2 separate regions of the Homo sapiens genome follow, and region 1 is linked to region 2. Evidence: chromatin contacts called from ENCODE Hi-C or POLR2A ChIA-PET data. All regions are on one chromosome and are shown on one strand. The core of a region is the stretch at or near the end of the contact, and the rest is flanking DNA. Distances in the headings are between cores, read along the strand shown. Region 1 has its middle 24 kb from the start of ZCCHC14-DT. Region 2 holds the start of MAP1LC3B (microtubule associated protein 1 light chain 3 beta).

Region 1 (3,363 bases), core at 803-3,302, 130 kb after region 2:
GGCCTTGTCAAGGCATCATAGCGTGGTGCCATGGGAACATCCCCTTCCTTTGTCCTGCCTCAGCTGACAGTGCCTCGGAGATGCCCTGAGCTACGTCAGCCCGGCTGGCATCCAAGGGGTTCCTTATTGGCTCACAAGACACGTTGCTTTTTCAGGACCAGAGAGACTTGGAGGTCCTCACCTGCAGCCCTGGGCCTTTGTTTAGGCTGTGCTGTGAGGCTGGCTCTCTGTGGTCAGCATCTCAGCGTCCCTGCCTGGCCAGCAAAGGGGTGACATTTTCCTTGGGTGCCCTCTTGCAACATGGCGTTAAATTCTCAAAAAGGTGCAAACCCTTAGGGTGAAGTTTGTGTCTAGAATATAATGGTTAAGGGCCTCGGTTCTGGAGTCAGAATGACCAGGGTTTGGGTTCCGGCTCCATTGCTTTATAGCTGCCTGAGCCTCCGTTTCCCAGTGTGTGGAACAGCTGGTAACCAGCATTCCTACTCCCATGGGTGTTGGAGACATGAATGAGATCGTCATTACAAAGCGTTCAGCACAGGTTAAGTGCTGATAGGTGGAAAGGAGATAATCAGTGGTAGCGATTATTATTTTAGTTGTCTACTTATAAAATCAGAAAATCGGAAATAGAAAAATACAAAGAAGAAAACTAAAAGTGCATGTAGCCCCATGGCCCGGCAATCCGCGCCGCTGGCCTTTTGTTAGCTGTCCTTCCTGGTTTTTTCCTGTGGGTGTGTATGCATGTATATTTCATAGGATCTGGTCATTGTTGAATGAGGATAGTTTATGTATGTATAGACATGTTAGTTTTTTCTTAATACCAGGCATAATGTATCTTAACCCACTTTTTTAAAACTTAAAAATACATGGAGAACACATTCTCCAAATCATTACATTTTACCATATTGCATATTTTTTCACTTTGTAATGTTTCGAAGTAAGGATGTGTTTTAGAATCAATGTCGAAAGAAATGTGCCAGCTATTTCTTCTTTTTCCCCCCAAAAATGGGGGTTATGATGACACTGGTAATACAAATAACAAATGATGGCTTCTCAGATTCAAAGAAACACAGCAGCCTAAAAGATCCTTCTTAATTTCCACAAAGGATTCCTCAGTGCCAGTGTTGTCATTAGCTCAATTGACCTCTATTTTTGGACATTTTGGCTCCTTCGGTTTTTTTTTTCACTATTACCCACCATGCCGCACAATAGAGTCTGCAGGGAACGCAATTCGATGGGCCAACGCGCCCTGAGGGATGGAGGCGGGGTGGAAGGTGGAGGGACCTGAGATTTTCTGTCAAGGTCATGGCCAGCCTGTGCTGGCCTTGTAGGGAGAAAGATAGGGGATAAGTACCCCAGCCTCCCTCCCCGCCCTCTCTCACATCTCATGCCAGGGCTCCCCCAGCGGGAAGCAGAGAGGGTGAGGAAGGGCGAGGGTATGGTTCTCAGGCCAGCCCCTGGGCAGGGAGAGAGTGACCCTGGTTGGGCAGCCCTGTGGCCCAGCACACCAGCCCTGTGGAGCTGAGATGCCGGCTTTAGATGGGGGGACTTACAACACGGGCTTTCCCTTCCCCAGTGGAACAGAAGGCGCCGGCGAGAGGCCCTCCTTGTCAGCGCCAGGGACAGATTGCTCAAGAATCTGCGTGCTCCAAGGCACAAGAGGGGTGCTGTCTCCTTTTCTGGAGTTCCGTCTCATGCCTACGTTTCGGGTAGGATGCTATTTTTAAGTGACTGGCACCGTGGATCAGTACACTTGGAGGGAGGAGAGGGGATGCCACACATAGCAGGGGTGGGTGCTGCGAGCAGGGGTGGGGAGAGGAAAGGGGGCTGCGTTCGAGCCACTCTGACAATGAGGCTGAGGGCTGGCTGGCTGTCACACCCACGGCCGACATTAATCACATCCTGCCTGGCACTCCCCAGCAGCTCTGACACATGTGGCCGCACCCCACTTCTGGAAAGCTCCCCGCTCAGGCTCTGCAGAGCGTTTCTCGCGACACTTCCCGTGCTGGATCCGTGCCGCCAGCATGGATTCCTTCAGCCTGGCTCCGGCCTGGGGTGGGCTCTGAGCCGCCATGGGACTAGGCAGAACACGCTGTGTGCAATGCAAGGCTGAGCACGCTGGGCCCCTTCGGGATGCTGGCGGTTACATGGGCAGTGGGACGGGTGGAGTGACACGGAACATGCCTCAGTTGCTTCTCCAGCTAGGGTTTTGGGGTTGCAAGCAAGAGAACCTGGCTCTTGCTAACCATGTTGGGGCTGGAGGCAAGGGTTTACCGGTAGGACCTGAGCTAGCTACAGAGTGGAGAGGTAAGATGAGAGCCAGCCCACAGGAAGGCCGGAGTGAAACAGCGTTGGGGGCCTGAAAGATGGGGACTAACAAGCAGCCTCTGGCTGGGAGGTTCTTCCGGGATCAATTTGCTCCATGCTACAGAGGGGACTTGCTCAGGGCGACGTGGCTAATTGGAGGCACGGACAATCTCCGAACTCAGACCTCTGACGGATGCCGTCCTCTGACCAGCCTAAAGCTGCCGGGGTCCTCCCAGCTCAGGGACGCTGTCCTCACAGGAATGCCTAATGGGGCTTCCTCCCTGCCCATCCCAACCCCTGGGGCCACACATTGCTTATTTTGGATTACACCGGGCAGCCTGTGCCCCGGTCAGAGGCAGGGAGAGCTTGGGCAGGACTGGGGAGTGTGACTCATTTCTGTCTACCCAGCCAAGCACCAAAGGCGATGCTGGCAAGCGGGAGACGGTCCACAGCCACTCACCAGCAGCCAGAAGCCAGGCTCAGGACAGCCAGGCCTCAGCTTACACAGAGGCCACCAAAGAATGGCCCGGCAGGATGCCAAACCTCATTTATCTGAGCGGAGCAAGGCCGCCTGGTCAGTGTCCACTCCACACCCAGGCCCTCCTCTCTTTGCTGCGGCCACAGCAGACACGCCAGCTGCCCCATCGCTGCACAATGCCAAGCCTCCGTCCACCTCGCCCTGAACGCCCTTCCCCCGTGTCCCTCCTATCTCCGTGAACGTGGCATGAGAGAATTCACGCTCTGCAGTCAGAAATCCAATGCCTGGTGTCACAACTTCCCAGCTATAGATCTTGGGCGAGTTGCATCCCTTCTCTCTGCCTCAGTTTCCTCCTTTGTAAAATGGGGATAAGACCTTCTTTGCAGGGTTTGACAGCCAGGAATCAGGTGTGCAAAAGTGGAGGTGTGGTTCATCACAGGGGCCTGCTGTGGTGGCTGTCCTTCTCCTAATAGCCACATTCCCCGGACCCAGCTGGGAGGAATGTGCCAACCCCCGGTTTGCTCTCCCTCTTCCTGTCTCAGTGATCCAGGCCATAAAAATGGCTCCTCCCAGATGCTGTA
Region 2 (3,009 bases), core at 220-2,719:
GGTTTACAGGCTTGGAGCCACCGCCCCCCGCTATTTTCATGTTTTGTATGATTCAAGCTTACAGTGTAGAGTGTATTAGCCTAATCCAATTACTTTATCCAATTGGGATAGAAGAAAGGCTTTTACAAAGTCAAAAGGAGAAATCCTGGAACTATGGGGCTCTTTCAAAGTATTAGATGTTAAAGAACAAAAACAGCCAAATAGCCGGGAGCAGTGGCTCACGCCTGTAATCCCAACTCTTAAGGAGGCCGAGGCGGGAGGGTTGCTTGAGGCCAGGAGTTCAAGACCAGCCCGGGCAACACAGCGAGATCCCGGCTCTACTCCCAGCTTCTCGGGAGGCTGAGGCAGGAGGATCCCTTGAGCCCAGGCGACCGAGGCCGCCGCGAGCTATGATCGTGCCACTGCATTCCAGGCTGGGCAACAGAGCAAGACCCTGTCTCAAAAAAACCCCAAAGAATCTAGTGCTGTTCCTACAGAGACACATTGGCCACAGGCTGAGGTGGGCAATAGCAACCAAATATCGCATGGTGGTTTACGCACTGCAGCCCATTTGGAGTCCTCAAATATGACTGCCCTTTCACAGATGAGTCTGAGACTCAAAAACTGTCACTAGCGTAAGGTTGTCCAGCGAGTTTAGTGGCTGGGAGGCTGAGGGGTAGACAGGGCGGCTAGCGATGTGGGGCAGGCCTGGCAGTCGCCACAGACGACCTAACGGTAGGAAAATCTTACAGCCACCAGGAGAGTTCCAGGCGCCGCGGCAGGGGGACTGGGAGAGGGGACTGCGCCCAGAATGAAGGCTCGGGACAAAAGCAGTTGCGCAAACGCGCCAAGGCTGGGCGTCGAGTGACCGCGGGCGGAGGTCACCAGCGGCCACTCCCCGGAAGCCACCCACGGACCACGCGCGCCCCTGCACGCAGAGGGGGCCAGGGCTCCACGGGCGAGCGGCGACCCTGCCTCCCGGAGACGGCGCGGCCTGCCCTGCGCGCCTCAGCCCCGGGTGCCGGCGTCTCGGGCAGCACCACCAAGTCTCTCTGGAGGGGAAAGGATGGTCGGATTTGCCCCATGTCCCTTCCTCTGACCCCTCCCTCAAGAGTGCCCCGGGACACCCCGCCTGTGGCTCAGCCTCCCCCGCCCCGCGCTGCCATCTCCTCAGGGCCGGGCAGCAGGCTCCCGAGCGCCCACAGACCCGGGGTGCGGCCCAGCCCACAACCGTCACCTCAGGGGCCTCAGGCGCCCAGCGGTGCTGGGCGGGGCTGGGGCACGACCGGGAGCATGCGCAGAGCGCGCGTTTCGCCCATCGCGCACGCGCACACACCTGCTCCGCCCCCACGCTGCGTGCCGCTGCTGGGTTCCGCCACGCCCGTCATGGCGGCGGCCCCGGCCGGCTCTGGCCCCGCCCCTCGGTGACGCGTCGCGAGTCACCTGACCAGGCTGCGGGCTGAGGAGATACAAGGGAAGTGGCTATCGCCAGAGTCGGATTCGCCGCCGCAGCAGCCGCCGCCCCCGGGAGCCGCCGGGACCCTCGCGTCGTCGCCGCCGCCGCCGCCCAGATCCCTGCACCATGCCGTCGGAGAAGACCTTCAAGCAGCGCCGCACCTTCGGTGAGTGTCGCCGCGAGGGCGGCGGGTGCGGCGGGGCCGGGGTCCGAGCTGTGGAGGGCGGCAGGGCCTGGGACGCCGTGAGGGGTCGGGGCCGAGCCGGGAGGCCGAGCGGGGCCGGTGGCTGCCGGCCGGCGGGGCCGAGGGATGCGGGGCCCGGGGCCCCGTGAGGGACCCAGGCCGGGACCGAGCCGGGAGGGCCAGGGGCTGGTCTGGGCCGGGGCGGCCTGCGGACCTCTCGGAGGCCTGGGAGGAGGCAGCCGGCGGAGGGCGGGCGGGGGCCGGTGCGCTCGGGGCCCCGGGCCTGCTGAATCACCCCGCGCCCTCCGCGGCGGGGTGCCTGCCGTACCCCGGCCACCGCCGCCCCCGCAAGCGCGCTGCGGGCGAGGGTCGCGCTTCTGGGGCCCAACAGCCCCCGGGGCCGCGCTGGGCCGTTCGGCTCTGAAGCGGGGCTGCGCCGGGACCCAGCGCGTCACCTTCAGGGCTGGTTTTCCCGTCGAGGGAGCCCGCCCGGGTGCGAGTGCCTCTTACAGACCTCAGTGCCTCGGTCGAGAGGAGGGGAATGTGCTGGGCCCCGGCCTCGCCGCGCCCGGGACGGCCCACAGCGGTGTTGCCAGTTCCTGTCTGTAGCCCAGGAGCTGGGGTGGGAGACTTCTCTTGGGTTTGCGATTACGTTCTCACCTTGGCACCAGGAATACCGAATACATCCCTTTTCTGCCGGTTCAGACTGGAAACCCAGCTTAGGTGTGCTGGCATTTGGTTAAACGTGCAGGTGTCACCATCACAATATTTACTCCACGCAGATGATGCGAAGTGATTATTTCCCGCTTGAGCAAGAGAACGCCGCAGATCCAGGTATCTGTTGTTGCCTAAGTTCCAGACACCGGTTTGGAAGGGAAGCACCGTGTTCATCGCGGTGGACTGCGAATGCCTGCCGCCATCCTCGTCAGGAGCCCACACAGTGGTGCTGTTTGTCTGCTTTTGCCTAGTTTCCCGGAGTCTAGAAAGAGTTTAGCATTCATTTGAGTTTGGATATAGTTTTGCAGGTCTCATTGACCATTATTTTTTTTCTTATGCCTGAGAAACTTAAGCAAATTAAAATGGACCTTAGCTTGCCAAGCATATCTTTTCAGACAGCCTCTTGAGGCAGTCCGTTGGTTAGCAAGACTTACACGTGCCTTTTTTGTTAGTAGTTTTCTTGTTAGTCACCTTAATGAACTCTTTACTGTAGTGTCTAGGCTTATTGAGCCCTGAGAGCAGCATTAAAGACAGATTTTCTTTTCTTTTTTATTTTGAGACAGGGTCTCACTCTGTCACCTGGGCTGGAGTGCAGTGGTGCAATCACAGCCCACTGCAGCCTCGACCTCCCGGGCTAAAGCGATCCAGCGGCCCCCCTCAGACCTGGCTTCTG

Evidence for each region. Hi-C counts contacts between places; a loop is a spot of excess contacts on that map. ChIA-PET counts read pairs that join two places held with the same protein, here RNA polymerase II (POLR2A). Pooled maps may share reads with other maps.
Region 1: a loop to region 2 is called in a pooled map, with 2.7 times the contacts of the local background. The contact joins the enhancer-like site here to the promoter of MAP1LC3B in region 2. A Hi-C loop is called at or near these places in 2 of 50 pooled maps. POLR2A ChIA-PET finds 5 or more read pairs at or near these places in 7 of 52 experiments (HEK293, HepG2, K562 and 4 more).

The regions. Positions count from the first base shown.
Region 1 is chr16:87,516,073-87,519,435 of GRCh38, forward strand. No RefSeq gene overlaps it. Among named protein-coding and RNA genes, the nearest start is that of ZCCHC14-DT, 24 kb to the left of the region's middle. RefSeq lists an enhancer at 2,787-3,363. Within about 2 kb of position 2,053, at least 14 of the 41 ENCODE cell types and tissues checked have a DNase peak (open chromatin) inside an H3K27ac peak, as active enhancers do.
Region 2 is chr16:87,390,867-87,393,875 of GRCh38, forward strand. MAP1LC3B (microtubule associated protein 1 light chain 3 beta) reads left to right here and starts at 1,470. Exons shown (of 4, transcript NM_022818.5): 1 at 1,470-1,601. The coding sequence starts at 1,562. It also overlaps a transcript of FBXO31 not described here. RefSeq lists enhancers at 428-1,386, 2,603-2,652 and silencers at 903-1,552, 1,573-1,742, 1,853-1,982.